Regions from separate parts of the Mus musculus genome. Here region 2 is linked to region 1. A link is a loop called in an ENCODE intact Hi-C map of the cell type or tissue named here. Cell type or tissue: left cerebral cortex. All regions are shown on one strand.

The links. A loop is a pair of places that touch in the nucleus more often than their neighbours do. Peaks named below come from ENCODE experiments on the same cell type or tissue, not always from the same donor. Only the 100,000 strongest peaks of a DNase experiment are listed, where the experiment ranks them.
Region 2: a loop joins it to region 1, with 8 times the contacts of the local background. A loop is called at or near these places in 2 of 42 quality-filtered maps.

The regions. Positions count from the first base shown.
Region 1 is chr1:128,027,805-128,035,804 of GRCm38, reverse strand. It overlaps Zranb3 (zinc finger, RAN-binding domain containing 3), which reads left to right. Exons shown (of 21, transcript NM_027678.3): 6 at 2,871-2,956. Among named protein-coding and RNA genes, the nearest start is that of Zranb3, 71 kb to the left of the region's middle. In left cerebral cortex, no CTCF peak of the experiment used is centred here; DNase peaks (open chromatin) are centred at 3,506, 4,103, 4,756, 6,341 and 1 more place; H3K27ac peaks cover 5,932 bases.
Region 2 is chr1:127,930,191-127,938,190 of GRCm38, reverse strand. It overlaps Rab3gap1 (RAB3 GTPase activating protein subunit 1), which reads right to left. Exons shown (of 24, transcript NM_178690.4): 16 at 7,747-7,801; 17 at 7,113-7,484; 18 at 3,637-3,774; 19 at 626-853; 20 at 106-202. Among named protein-coding and RNA genes, the nearest start is that of Gm28800, 27 kb to the left of the region's middle. In left cerebral cortex, a CTCF peak has its summit at 751 (motif pointing left); DNase peaks (open chromatin) are centred at 2,412, 3,664, 3,996, 4,377 and 5 more places; H3K27ac peaks cover 4,496 bases.

The DNA of each region.
Region 1 (8,000 bases):
AAGTTAGTTTGTAGGAGGAAACACCCATGTTTGAAAGTGATGCCCAGTTGAGTGGCAGACAAAGTTACAAATCAGATAGAGGTTTGACAGAGTAGGATACACCCAACTCTCGTGAGAACAGAGAGGAAAGAGAGCTGCTTTAAGAGAGAGGAGACACTTTTACTGGGACAGTTTTAGAGAGACATGTTGCAGAGAGAGAACAAGCTAGACATATGTTAAGACAAAATGAGCCAGAGAATGAGAAGGAGCCAGAAGATTAATACTTGTTCTGGAGTTAGTTTGAGACCAAGCAGGGCAATTCAGTCAGAAGTTGAGAGGAGCCAGTGTGAATCAGTCATTTTGGAGAGGAGTTTGAACCAGAACAACTGAATTGAATCAGCCACCCAGAGATCAGAAAGAACTAAGAAGGGTGAGCTTATTCAGTAGTAAGTCTCAGAGGCTGAAAACATGATAGGCCTCGATTAGATTGTACAGAAATTAGAAGCTTCCAGGACTAGGCCTAGGTTAGCAGATAGAGGCAGTAAGCCTCAGAGACAACAATGACTATAGGAGAATAAAAGTTACATTTACATATATGTTTGTGTGTTGTGTGAGAGAGAGAGAGAAAATCCTGTACCTGTGAAGGAATTTCTACTGTCTGTCTTATCTGCTGTCTACCTTCTTTTTTTGAAGTGGGACTCCCACTGGTCCTGGAGCTCCAATTTCTCTGGGCTAGCTGGCCAGTGAGCTCCCTTTAGAGATCTGTTTATACTCCCTTGCAGAATTTTTCTGTAGTTCTTTTTTACTTTGGTAGCTCCACTTTGGAAAGTAGAAACAAACTAAAGGCTGTTACAGGCCAGGTGAGGTATCTATCTAGACTAGAGGAACTTAGTCTAGGAACAGCCACGTGTTGAGTGTCTTTTTCAGACACTCTTAGTTCTTTCTGACCATTTGATCTGAGGAATCTGATTTGCTGGCACACTGTTGTTTATCCTTTGTATCTCTGTGATGGTGGTGATCATCCTCTGTATTCCTAACTTCAGTAGGCTTTTGTCTCACTCCTTATCTAACCAAAGTTTAGTCAGCGTTATTGATTGTTCCTAAAACAGACTTGTGTTTGCTAATTTTCTCTTATTTTCTCCTTTATTTTCATCAAAATGCTTATAGTGTTTTTCTTTGGTGCTTGCCTTTTCATTTAGCGTGTTCTTCCCTTTCTAGCTGGGAATTTAAGTTGTTGATTGAAAATCTTTGTTTTCATGTTGACACAGGTGCACACAGCAAAGGGCTGTACTGGGGATGATTTTTTAAATATGAAGTCCTAGGAATAGAAACATTCATGAAAGTAAAAAATAGCTAGTGCTTGCCAGGACCTGGTGGGAAGGGAAGAGGGCTTTGACTACTAATGGAGGTGGGTTTCTTTTTAAGATGGTAACAACCTTTTGTAAATAGTAGTGGTTGATATATAACTTTGTGACTGTGCTAAAAGCCACTGAATTTCATACTTGAAGAGTGAACTTTATATTAATCATATCAATAAAAACATTATGTTAAAGAGCCTATTAAACCTGACAGTAAATTGTTATTGTGTGCAGCCTATCAGGGTCGTGAAAAGAAAAGTTACACAAGGATACTATTGGCCCAAGTGGCAAATTTACATAGTATTCAAAGTATACATCTAGGCTGGGAAGATAGCACAGCGGTACAATACTTAATGCACGAATGTGAGGGCAGTTCAAGTCCCCGGACCCCACATAAAAGCCGAGCAGTTGTGGCAGCAGGCTATAAGCCCAGTGTGGCAGCTATAAGCCCAGTGTGGCAGCTATAAGCCCAGTGTGGCAGCTATAAGCCCAGTGTGGCAGCAGGCTATAAGCCCAGTGTGGGAGGAGAAGACAAGAATCCCCCAGCAGCTGGCAAGCCAGACCAGCAGAAATGCAGGTTCAGTGAGAGACTCACTCAATTCATAAAGTACAAAATGATTCAAAAAGACGCCAATGGCAGAAGCTACCACATGAACATGCACAGTACACACAGAGATATTTATGTCAAAAGAGAAGAAAAGAACATGCATGCCATGTTCCATGCACCCGAGATTAGATTTAGTGGTATAGCAATTGCCTACCATGCCTCAGGCTCTGTGCTTTACCCCTCACACCAACTGTTTATCTCTAAAATTATAACATATGAAATTCATCCAATGAAAATGCAGCTTGAATGTGTCTGGTAGCACATGCCTTTAATCCCAGCATTCTGGAAGTAAAGGCAGGAGGGTGGAAGTTGAGGTCAGCCAGGGTATATAATGACTACATAAATACTTCATTTCAAACAAATGTATGTAAGCAGGTGGATAGATAGATGAACAGATCGCTAGTACTCATGTGTAGCATGGATACACAAATATAATTGTGAAATTACTAATATTTATAACTGCTTAAAAGACAGAAACAGCCTATTCATTCATTATCAGGCATCTGTTTGACTATTTTATCACATAGACACAATAATGGTTATTCATCCTTTTAAGGATTCTTTATTATTATAGTATATTGCTTATATACCTCTTAAAATTAAAAGTTGCCTCTGATGTTTTTACAATAAGATTTTAGTTGTACCATAATATTATGATTGTCTATATGTGTATACATACATACATACATACATATACAGGGGCTAGAGAGAAATCTTTTTTAAATTGTGACTGTATATATATGTTATATTTAGAAAAAGAGAATTATTATCCTTGAAGAATGGATAGTGTGGTGTGAAAAAGAAGGAAAGTCTTTGAGGAAGAAGCATTTTTACTTTTATGCCTGTTACCATTTTTATTAAATTCTTTTATCATCCTAATAACTTACTTGAGAATATTGTAATTGAGGATATTTGTATTGTTATAGCTTTTCATGCAGATTGAGGCTCTTTTCCCACAAAAATTTGGAACTTGGATTGAGTATGCTAAAAGATACTGCAATGCACATGTCAGGTAAGATGACCGTTCTCCATAAGCCTTTATCTGGACATATTTAAAACTCTGAGCATTAAACACTGTTAGCCATTCCTTATTCCCGTGGTTTGCAAACTTGTTGCACCTATGGAAGAATTCCTTAAAGTAAAGCCCTGCCTGGGTAGCCTACCTGTAATGTAAAAGAAATACCTAGGCATGGTGGCACGTGCCTTCAATGCCAGCACTTGGGAAGGAAAGCAGGTGAATGATTAGAGGCTAGACTTGCCTTCATCCATGTCAAGGCTGAAAGAAAATATGTCTATTCTTGAGTATATGCATGGAGGTGTGTTGTCCTGCTTTCCATTTGACTGTGTGAGGTGTCAGGTTGAGATGAGCCAGGTTTTGGTGTTACAATGATGTCTTAGTTCCTGTTCTATTGCTGTGAAGAGGCACCATTACCATAGCAACTTATGGAAGACAACATTTAATTAAGGGCTTGCTTACAGTGACTCATGGTGGGAACAAGGTAGCAGCAGGCAGACCAGCAGGAATGAGCTACAGCAGTAGCTGAAAGCTTACACCTGATCCACCAGCTGGAGGCACAGAGCAAGACTGTGCCTGAGTTTTTGAAATCTCAGGCTCAATGTTTAATTTGTGTGTCTGTCCTACAGTCTGTTTTTTGATTAATATCTGTCATATGAGAGCAGAAGTGTGCACCTCACTTATGAGTATAAATAGTATTTCGAAGAGAAATATTTCATCTCTGTGAAATGTGTGATGGCGTAGGTTGTGTTCTGTTTCCTGCTTGTTAGTCGTTTCAAGATCAACATTGTGCTTCTCAAAGGCGTTTTCTTTCTTTATAATTATGTGGACATCTGAATGTCTGAATAGGTCTGTGCACTTGTGAGCGCAGGTAACCATGGAGGTGAGACCAGGGGAATCAGATCTTCTGGAGCTGAGGTTTGGCCATCCAGCATGGTTCTGGTAGCCAAACTTAGGTCCTCTGTAAGAACCTCATGTATGTGTAAGGGCTGCACCCTCTCTAGCCCTTTGAAGATGTTTTCTTCTACATCCATTTCTGAAGTCTTTCTAATCCTTTATTTCTTTACCTTGAAAGCACTGTGGTTCCATAAGCTTTGATTCAGATCAAGGCATTTCCTGGCATTTTAAGTTAGGCTGTGGGATGCTATATTTTCTTCCACAGTGTTTTTATTCTGGAAAGGTGTCATTTTCACACTATAATTTTAGAGAATGCAAATTATGGATCGTTATTCCATCCTAGACCCATATTTTATATTTAAAATGTCATGCTGCATTCAAAATAAAAGTTAAGTGAAGTGCTCGATCAAGATGTCATTTTGTCTTTAAAAAGTTTATTAAATTCCCGAGTAACAGCCTAAAGAAGCATGCTAATGCAGATGGAATCTGAAGAACGAACGATCTTAGGGCCTAAGTAACCAAACACCACAGACCCCATTTGATTTGAGAGGCACAGAGAAAAGAGATTACTCAAGCAGAGTACCCTTACTCAGAATGCCACATGGTAGTCACTCTAGTGGATTCTATTTAGAGGTAGCTATAAATACAAATAAAATCTGGAGAATGAAGCACAGTGAATAAATTGATCGACAGTAGTTAAGTGAGAGAAGGTATAGAGCCCACTTAGACCCTTGTGCACCTTCTGGGGTTAAATCACTTACCCCAGTTTCTATTTCCTTTTATATTTTTCCACATTTTTCTTGGCAACATGAGAGACTTCAGAAGTGGCACCTTTAATAAATGTTCCAGTGCTTATAAAAGGAAGACTTGTGAATAACCCGGCCAAGCATCGTGTGAGCCAGGTGTGATAGCACAAGCCTTTAATATCAGCACTGGGAAGGCAGAAGCAGGTGGATCTCTGAGTTTGAGGCTATTCTGGTCTGCACAATGAAGTCTAGGCCAGCCAGGGTTACATAGTGAGACACTGTCTTGAACTAAAAACAAAAATATGCTTTGGGAAGACATATCTGTCCTCTCTTACATTGTGCTTAGAACTTAAAAGTGTCCCAAGAAGATCTGGGGAAATTGTGCTTGCGTCTTATGTGTTGTAGGAAATTATTATTATTTAAAATAATGAACTGACAGGTTCCAGCACTATGCCCAGCTACTCTCAGCCCCAGGGGACTAGCTGGCCTTTTCTTATCTGGTGGAGACTCTGGCCCGGAAGGTCCTGAAACTTCTCACCCAGCTCACTTGGTTCCCACTGGCGGGTCGCTACCACGCCAATGCTTCAAATCCCCCACCCCATGGCCTTTGTGGCACACATCAGGCAAATCTACGCACCTTGCTGCGGTACCTTCTCTCTGGAACCCAGTCAAATCACTTCAAGAAGAAAAACACCACACAAACTTAGCTCAGAAACAGTGGTAGCTCAATCTCTGGGCGCTACAACTAAAACCCTCTCTTGTAAGCCCTGTTTAATCTGATTCCTCTAGTGAAACTCTAGCAGCTACATCTTACCCTCATGCTATCCCTGTTCCAAAAGACCTACCTCTCTCCTCCTCCTTCTCTTCCTCTGTCCAACCCAGAAGTCCCACCTATTCGCCCAGTGATTGGCTCCTTTAGTCATTAGGGGATTGGTTCACAAGAACAGCACCAGGCCCCTCTACAACACTTATGTACAGGGCTCTGGGTTCAGTTTTTTGTGTGGGAACACATCAAATTCTATACCAGTTCTACTAAGGAGAATTGGTTGTCTAAATTTTCTTGAGACGGTGAAATGCTACTTGATAGTATATACTCAAGGTGTTATGTCCATTATTAGCATAATCAGGGTCCTGCTCACCTCCATATGTTCTCCAGCACTGCGTCATTTACTGTTCTGCCTCTGGCTAAATACAGGGCTGTCTATTCCTTGAGCACATGGCTCAGTTGTGAAGTAAATAGTTAATATACTGAGCACTCAACGTCTGTTTGAGGAATAGTTAAGTAAGATGTGATATAAATTCTGTATTTGTGTTTGGAAAGACTTCTGATTTTGAATCATTCTATATTGAGTTGGTGTATGAGGTCATTTTATCCCACCTACTGCCTCTAGCTTGTTTTTTTAAATTAATCCATTTGTTCAAAAATTATTTTTAGGAGGCTAGATAGATGGCTTAGTGATTAAAAGTCCTGGATGCTCTCCTAGAGGACCTAGGTTCGATTCCTGGCACCTACATGACAATAAATGACCATCTATGACTTCAGTTGTAGAGGATTCAACATCCTCCTCCGGCCTCTGCAGACAGTAGACATGCTTGTGCTGCACAGACATACATTCAGCCAAAATGTATAAGCCTTCATGCTCTAGGGATCAAAATGATTCAAGCTTTCACTGAATTGTCACGTCTGGCACTAACCAGGTAATTATAGATGACTGTCATGTGAGGATGGGAAGAGGAAAGGCCTGATGGCCGGGTGTACCAATGTGAACCAGTCAAGACAGTCAGAAGCATCCTGTGAGTAAATATATTCCTTTCCTTTTCAGAAAGTGGAAATTCTATATGCTAAAACCAGAACAAGAGAGACCACTGTGCCCTTGAGGAACTAAATATTCAGCTGAATATTCTGAGCTAAACCAAGGTCTCTAGACAAAAACAGTTAGTCAGGAGTTAGATAAAGATAGGGCTAGGTAGGAGTCAAATTACAGTCTTGTTCATCAGAATGTAATAGGAAGACATTGTGGGTGTCTTCCCCTTCTCTGTGTCTTCTGCAGGCATTGGTTTGCAATAATACGTAAGAAAATGTACTATTTTACCATTTTAAGTATATAATTTGGTATCTTTAGATACATTCATATTGTTGTAAAACAAAGCTTTTAATTTCTAGCACATTTGTCACCCTAATCTAAACCTCTATACCCATTCACCAATGTTCTCCACCTCTTTTTTTAGCCTCGGCACTGTAAAGTTATAAAGTGTGGCATGGTCATGTGTGATCAGATTTACAAGTTTCCTTGTTGTTTTCAGGGCTATATTTTTATATGGTCCAAAACTAATAGAAGAGTAAACAAATTCATATTTTTTGAAAAAGAGATTATTATATTAAAAATATTAGCATTTTTGTCCCTTATAATATTGACCATTTTTCTACATAAATGTTTGTTATAGTATATAAATAACTATTTTTTATAGTTGTGTGGTGTATTATTGAGATTGTAGTATGGTTTCAGTGAGGGAGTTTGCATCGAGAAGTGGCATATTATTGGACCTGTACCATAGGTTCTAGAGTGACAGGGCTTGCATCTCAGGACATTTTTTTATGAGAGGCAGTTTATTGTGTCTTTGAACACAATAAGAATTTGAAAGTTTCTGTGATCTAAACTTCTGCAGGATAGGAACTAAGATGGTGAGATTAGGACCACAGGCTTACTAGTGATGCTAAGTAGCCATTTGCGATCATAAACAGATTAGTAGTGGAGCCAGTGTTCTCAGTGGTGTATTTCCACAGCAACGTGGTTTATCCCAGAAGATTGCCTAGAGTCAGATCTGACTTGTATTGGGAGCTTGGTATCGACTTAGATAGATCTAGGGCCTGAAAGACTAGGGGGTTTAGTTATCCTGGGAAGACTCAGAGATCAGCTTGGAAAGGCAGGTGTGAGAACAGGAAGGGGAAGGGTGATTTGGACAAGGAAAACAGGCAGCGCTTGCCTGGGGCATTGTAGTGAGAAGGGGAGAGAATGGGGTGGAGGAACAGGTGCCATAAAAGAATGAGTAGAAACCAGAACTATTATTTTAGTTTCTCCTCCTAAAGACTTTTATTTCATAAAATATCAGTATTTTCACAACGAGGATAAAGTAAACATTGTTTCTGTCTGTTACTTCCAGTCAGTGGTTGACATTATAAATGCTTTCCACACATACAGAGGTTCCCGCCTCACCTAAGTATTTGCCTACATGTTTGTTGGGAGCTTCTGGAGCCTTTCCTCAGTAGGAGTTCCCATTTTTCCTCCCTTTCCTTAAGATATTCCAGTCTGTATTCTTTCATAAAAGGCTGAATTATTATTGTGAGCAGTTAGACATTGTTTCCATGTTAGGATATCATCCTAAGTGAAGTAACCCAA
Region 2 (8,000 bases), 98 kb after region 1:
TATTAAAAAAAAAAAGAAAGAAAGAAATTCAAAGCCATAGTTAAAAATGAAACCAAAAACCCTTCTTTGGCAATGGGCGTAGGGACTGACAACTGAGACATTTACCTTCTTCCTTTACCTTGAGAACAGCTGCATGAATCACACAAGGCAGGAGGTGCCTGGCTAGGTCTGCAGGCTTCTGCATGGCCAGGTAGTGCAGGACCTGAGGGAGACACAGGGGACCCAGAAATACTGCAGGGCGGCCTTCCTGGGGCACAGAGGCCTGACCTCAGCTCACTCTTGCCTCTTTCCCAGCTAAGCAGCAGCTATGGCAGAGGCAAGCATGTAGGAACTGTAAGAACTACTTTCTCAAGCTTTCCAAGTCTTTATGTTACACGTACAAAGGAGGAGCATGCAGAGAACGAGGATGATCTGTGAGCCACAACACCAACATGGCAGTTAACAGCAGCGTGTTGTCAATCTAGGATTTCTTTTTTAGGGCATTAGATAGAGCCACTAATAATAAATGTGTAAGTGTTATTTTGTTACTTGATTTTCTCAGTACTTCTAAAGATTGTTAGCGATCTTCTACAATCTGTAATTTCTTTGTCATTACACAGTAGATTTACTGGTCACTTCCTCGTACCTTTTCAGCCTCTCGGGTGTCATCAAACAGTCTCCTCTGACGTCGTGCTGGCACAGGCTTAGCAGTCTCCCAGGCTTCTACCCACATGTTGCTGGGGATCTTCATACGGGCACTCAGCTCCCCCTTCAGGACCACATTGCCCTTCTCGTCAGTCACCTCCTCCTCAATGTAGTCCCTTGGTGAGTACCACCTCACGAAATCTTCCAGAAAGCAGCCTGGATTAGCTGCCTAACACACAAAAAAAACAACAAAACAAAACCCAGCATTTTCAGACAAGCCTAGTGCAAAGTTATATTCACACTTAAAGTTTGAAAGTCACATTTAAAATAGGAGGTGTTAAAGCACCAAAAATGTTCCTCAATTTTACAGAAAAACCAAAAACCAAAAAAGCACCATTTTTATGTGATGACTTTGTACAAACTGTAGTATTAATTACTCAGTACTGAACAAAGTAGTGAATAAATGAAGTGTAGAGAGTTAAATAATGCACAGCACAGCCAGAGTAACACATGACCGAGACTCTATACTTGGTGGTTAGGCAATAGCAGCACTGGTATAAATATCAGCTAGCCTCCCTCACTCATGTTCTAGTCAGCAACCAAACTCTAAGGCTTCACACAAAACACCTCCATCTAAACTACGTCTATGCTATTAAGGAGCTGAAATCCCACTATTATTGTTCAGGTGGCTAAAAGCAAGCATTCATGCTCCAGTTATAGCACAACTACCTAGAATAATGACATATGCCAAAAACGTTCCAACAATTCTACTTTCAAACCTAGACGATAAAGCCGCCTCACACTGCTTGTGGAGAGCTATTATTAGCAGAGTACATAAGGATGGGCATGTAGCACTGTTGGTGAGAATAGTCTGTTTCAAATGTGATGGCTAAACTCATGGGGCTTAGGGTCACCATTCTTAACCCAGAGAGACCCTAACGAACCAGAGGAAGTTCTTCACTAACTGTAGAACCCGTTTGTTGTTGTTTCATTTTGTTTTTCCTGAGTGCTGAGAATTGAACCTGGGTCCTCTAGAAGAACAGCCAGTGCTCTTAACTGCTAAGCCATCTCTCCAGCCCCATAGGATCCATTCTTGTAAGGCTGTGCCATGGTTTGTGACAGTGCCTAGGATTTATGAGCAAAGGTCTGGATCCTACCCAGGCAGCACACCAGCTCATCTGTAAAGGCAGTAAGCTTGACAGTTTTCAATATTCAGCTCCTATGTTACAGACTAGTGAGTATTTTGTACTAGAGCCCTCCCCTGCCCTAAGTTCTTAGTAACATACCAGGCAGGACAGACACCTCAGCCATGACTTGTCCTCTTTTTACTGTTAAAGGATTTATTATAACGGATGGCCCAGAATAAGCCCCTATGATGTATGGGTGTCTCAGGCATACATCCATGCCCAACTCTGGGATCTCTAAGCAGTTCTAATAGTAAATTGTTCCTACAGAAAGGGAAAGGCAACTCATATGTTTAGAATAACTACTTACTTTTAAAAGTATCTATCTTTCATAGTTGTATTCCTAAGAGCCACCTTATACATGTACCTCTATTTTCTGGTTTAAAAAGTTATTATAAATTTGTAAGTGCCCAGCTCAGTCCAAAAGAATTTAATGAGCAGCAGTTTTGGTAGTGCACAATGTTAAAAGACTGCAAGCACCGTTTGCAGTCTCTTGTGTGCACGTCTGCAGAGCCTGCTGTGGAGCACACCCTGACTAGGAAGGCAGCTGATGGCAGGAGAACTGTAGTGGAAGTTGTCCACACCTGCTGACCCCCTTCTTTTTGGTTTTCTCCACAGGTCCTGAGTTCAATTCCCAGCAACCTCACAGTGGCTCACAACCATTTGTAATAGGATCCTCTTTTGGTGTGTCTGGAGACAGGGATGTACTCACATTAAATACATACATACAAACAAACATGCATGCATGCTCAGGCCTGGAAGAAGTTTCAGACATCCGTGTGCAGACAGCGAAGGCCCCCCCCCCCCACCCCGAGTTGTTTGTCACTCGGGTTGAGTATACTTTCCAAAATACATGGGTGTAGGAGGGCTTTGAATTTTTTTAGATTTCTGAATTTTCAAATGCACAAACTAAGCTTTGACTCGAGTCTAAACCTAAAATTCAATTACTTTTCATGCATACTACACTTATATACTGTGAAGGTGAGTTTATACAATGACTTAAATAATTTTGCATATGAAACACTCTTATAGTGTGGAATTTTCTACTCATAGTGTTAGGTTATGACTTTAAAGTGTCAGATATTGGGGGCCAAAGAGTTTGCTCAGGAGTTAAGAGCACCACTTGCTCTTCCAGAGGACACAGGTTCAATTCCCAGTACCCACATGGTGCACAGATATTCATGCAGGTAAAATACCCACACACATAAAATTTTAAAGTTTCAGATACTGGTTCATACAGTATCTTAGGGTTAAGGACACTCAAATACCACTGTCCCCTAAATGTGCAGAGCTGTACACCCAAGCCTTTATCCAAGCCCACAATAACTCCTCCAGGCAGCAAATACCTACTTTTCCAAAATACTGACTTTTCTGAGAAAGTTCCCATACCTGCTTAGCCACTTCCCTCTGACCTTGCATCCTTTGAAGACTAGAAATCTCTCACAAGCTCAATCGACTAAATAAATACTGTATCTCCCCCACCTACTCATAGTGTGTGGCACACATATGTTTGTTGCATAAAATAATCCACATAGAAATCCCTACAGTTCCCAAAGCCTTAAATTGGCTAAGGACACACAAAGGAAAAACCATCTATAACACACAGAATATTCAATTCTCAACTTTGGAAAGCAGGTTGACTTTCTTTTACAAACCTAAGAAGTGAGTCTGACATGTCCTTTCCAGGCTGGAAGAAGCATTTTGTAACAAGTAATAAATCCAAACACTTAAAAAAGACACAACCTTCATGTCACTTTATAGTGTTGTTCACAGTTTCATCCCAGAATAGCTGAAGACAGACTCAGAGAGCTCTGGAAGTGTGACCTACCTTAAAAGACTCCATATCGGAGAGGAGACAGGCACTCTGCATGCGTGCGCGGAGGTGCGCCCCCTCAGCAGATGTCCCTAATTTTGCTAAGACCTCAGACTGCTCTTCCAGCAGATCTTCTGTCATGGGTGCTGGTTCCTGTGACAATGCACAAAAGGACAAAAGGACAAAAGTAGCTCTTCAGAAACACAGCAGGACCATAAACATAGGATAAACATAGGACCATAGACATTTCTGCTTATGCAGCCACAAAATACACATTTGGAAGAATGTAAAGAAATGCAGAATTTAACCAACAAATTCCATGAGTTTCTCCTGGAGCACCGACTTCAGAGCAGAGGCCCTAACTAACTAACTCCCCATAATAAGAAGCTACTTTTTATGGCCCTATAGCTATGAAGTCACAGGATGGAAGGGAAGGAATAGGAAAATCACTAAAGAATAAACATGAGTGAACCAAAATAACATGAATCAAAAATACAACTATGCTGAAAGGAATTACCCGTATGAGCACATACTATAGATAGCTGGGTGTGATGCCTGTAATCCTAGCACTTGAAAGGTGAAGGCTAAAGGACTGAGGCTTCAAGATCATCCTCACCTTCACAGTGAATTCAGTACCAACTCTGCCTACATGAGACCTAATTCAACTTTCTCCTTTCTACTCAATATCAAAAGACAACAACATTTCTGTTCTAGTTGGGTTTCTGTTGCCATGGCAATGCTAACCAAAACCAACTAAAGGAAAGGGTTTATCTTATAACTTTCAAGTCAAGACCATCGCTGAGGGAAGTCAGAACAGATACTCAGGAGAACTTAGAGGCAGGAACTGAAGCTAACACTTAGGCTATGGAGGGAGGTTCTTTGCTGCTTGCTCTCCATGCCTTGCTCAGCCTGCTTCTTTATACAACCTGCTAGAGATAGTGTCATCCAATGGGTTTCCTGACATCAATCATTAACTAAGAAAATGTCCTATGGACTTGTCTACAGGCTAGTCTGATGGAGGCAATTCCTCCAGTGAGATTTCCTCTTCCCAGGTGTCTCGTTTGTCTCACATTGACAAACATTAATCAGGACAATATTGATTATTCTATGAACATATAATACAAATGGTTCCATTTATTAATTTAATTATTGTATGTGAACCCATGATACATCAAGTGAAGGGAATTACATAAAATAATCACATGCAATGCTGGTGAGGATACACATCCATCCTATCGATCACTACATACTTACTTTATGCTTATACACTTTATACTTACATACTTCTACACTTATATACTTAGCTTATGCTTGTACACTTAGTTTATACTTATATACTTATACACTTAGAGACTTAACCCTTAGTTTAATAATAGCTACTAAAACATTTCAAGATATAAAACCAGTCAATTACATTGACAAATGCTTAGGTTCATCAAAAGTCGAGGAAATAGCCAGGCATGGTAGTGCATACCTTTAATCCCAGCACTTGGGAAACAAGAGCAAACAGATCTCTAATAGTTTGGGACAACCTTATCTACAAAGTGAGTTAAGTGACTTTCAGACCAGACAAGGCTACATAGGAAGCACTTTCTTAAAATAGATAGATAGATAGATAGATAGATAGATGATAGATAGATAGATAGATGATAGATAGATAATCCTGCACTGCTGACAATGATATGGACTGAAACCATAGTTTATGAAATCGACATAAAATGCAAGTAATTTCAGTGCTAGAACCTTACTGTAATTTCTTGCTAAACTGCCATGGCTACAGTGTGTCAGCACATACTAAGCATTCCATCTATACCTATGAAAAGGGGAAAGAGTGTGAGAATTACTATGTCTTTACCCTTTAATTTACCACTGATGAGAATGTAAAACAGGTGCAACCTGTTTAAAGGGAAACTTGATAGCATTGGTCCCTTCACCTAGTGAACCATCTTTCTTATGTAAATGATGGCAGGGACTCATGATACAGACTGTTTAAAAGAGCAAATCCTTGAAAATGACACACAGTGATTGACATGAATAATTAAATAAGCTGTAGGACTTCCACATGTTAGAATAATATGCAACAATTATAAATGACACAGATGTACATTTAATGGCATGGGGTGACCCTATTGATAGGATAAACAAGCTGCGTATCAGTGCACATTCAGAAATGAAACCAAATCATATCCATATGCACACATCAGTGGAAAGGAAGAAGTGTAAGAAACATAACTCAAACTAGTAACAACAGTTACTTTTGAGAAGGTCTGAACCAGTGAGCAAGAAGCCTGCTTTTTTTTTTTTTCTGGTTTTTCGAGACAGGGTTTCTCTGTGTAGCCCTGGCTGTCCTGGAACTCACTCTGTAGACCAGGCTGTCCTCAAACTCCGAAATCCACCTGCCTCTATCTTCCGAGTGCTGGGATTAAAGGCACGCGCCACGACGCCGGGCTGCTTTTTTTTTTTTTTAAACATAAGTATTCACATATCACTTAGGCAAAACCAACCACCAAAAATGAATTGTTCTTCCCTAGACTGAGTTGCTGTTCTAATGGTATAAAATGGCTTTAAAACATGTTTGAAGAAATAAAAACAGTCCTAACTGAAGGACGATCGTTTTTGTTCTCCCCATTCTGTACTTGGAGTACTCCAAGCACTTCATCTCTACCTATGGAAATACAGTTTAAGAACCAATAATTCCACAAGTTCAGGGTCCACTGTGGAGGAGGGTACATAGCATCTTGTGGACATGACATGGCCACTGCACTCAGATTCACAGAGGATCAAGCTAGTCCCCATTCTAACACGGAATGGAAGGGGTTCATGAGCCCTGATGTGTGGCTGAGGAGCCATGGACAGATGATGGTTTCCAGGGAGGAGAGACTCAGTTTCCTTTAAGGGTGTGGGTCCTGGTAGGTCCACCATGTTGCTGGGGAGGGCCCCATATCAAGGAGCATATGGGGAAAAAAAAAAAAAAAAGGAATTGATGGGCTATTTAAAAAGAAAAGAGCCAAGCCGAGCAGTGGTGGCGCACACCTTTAATCCCAGCACTTGGGAGGCAGAGGCAGGTGGATTTCTGAGTTTGAGGCCAGCCTGGTCTACAGAGTGAGTTCCAGGACAGCCAGGGCTACACAGAGGAAACCCTGTCTCGAAAAACCAAAAAAAAGAAAAAAAAAGAAAATAAGAAAGGAGAGCACAGGGTTGGGGAAGGTAGGAGAGGTATAGACTTTAAGAGAAGTCACGGGGAGAAGGTGAGGCTAAGTATGATCAAAACACATTGCATAGAATTCTCAAAGAATTAATCACCTTATATAAGGTCAATACCATCTACTAAGGCTTCAAACGATTATGCAATTTCAGACTGGCAGAACTGAAAGTTCCAAACCTAATCAAAGACTTTAAATAATCTCTCCTACCAAAAGCAATCATCTCCTCTAGGAAGGACCTAATCAACAACAAAAGGCAGCTGAGTTTGCAAGCCTTGGTGCACCTACCTGGGTCACTGGAATGTAGAGAGGCTCTCCATTATGCAGCAGGGTAAGTTTCCCGTGCTGGTGCAGGCGGCCTTCTGGCTTTAAGTTTGCCATCTCCTTGGGACCGCCTTTCTTACCACTCTCCTGTCCGTTTCCTTTAAGGTCTTCCGTATCACTGAGGCATTCAAAAAACTCTTCTTCACTATCACTCCAGGAATCCCAGGACTTCCCTACTTCTCCCTTTTCCTTCTCTGTATCTCTGAGATGGTCCAGGCCCAGCTGGCCTCCAGTTTTCCCAGCATCCCCTGGATATGCACTAGTCGTACTATCCGAGAGGCTCGTCTTTTTCCCTTCATCACGTGCTTTCTTCCTTTCAATACAACAATTTAACATCTGAAGAAAACAGAAATAGCATTTATGGTTGAACTAGAGTACAGCAATATGTATCAATTGCTTCAGTATTTCTTTCTACTTTACCAAGACAGATTACAGGGATTATAAGCAACCCATAAGCAGCCCAAAGAAAGTAGCCTATATAAGTCATTCCTACACTTAAGTGTTAGATTAAGCGTCAGGTTTTGCATATATATATATATATATATATATATGTAAATGATGTAAATGTGTGTGCACTCATGCTATGGAAAACCGTTACCTGTAGTTTCTGATGCAGTAAGCAGCATCTTAGATCTGGTGATCCACTTGCTAGTCTACCAAATAGGAAAAGAAAGCTTAAGTTTTAGTAAAATTATATCACGTAAGCCTACTTACACATTGTCAATTTTTTTTTTTTTTTTTAAGACAGGGAACTGATTTATTTATTTATTATATGTAAGTACACTGTAGCTGTCCTCAGACACTCCAGAAGAGGGAGTCAGATCTCGTTACGGATGGTTGTGAGCCACCATG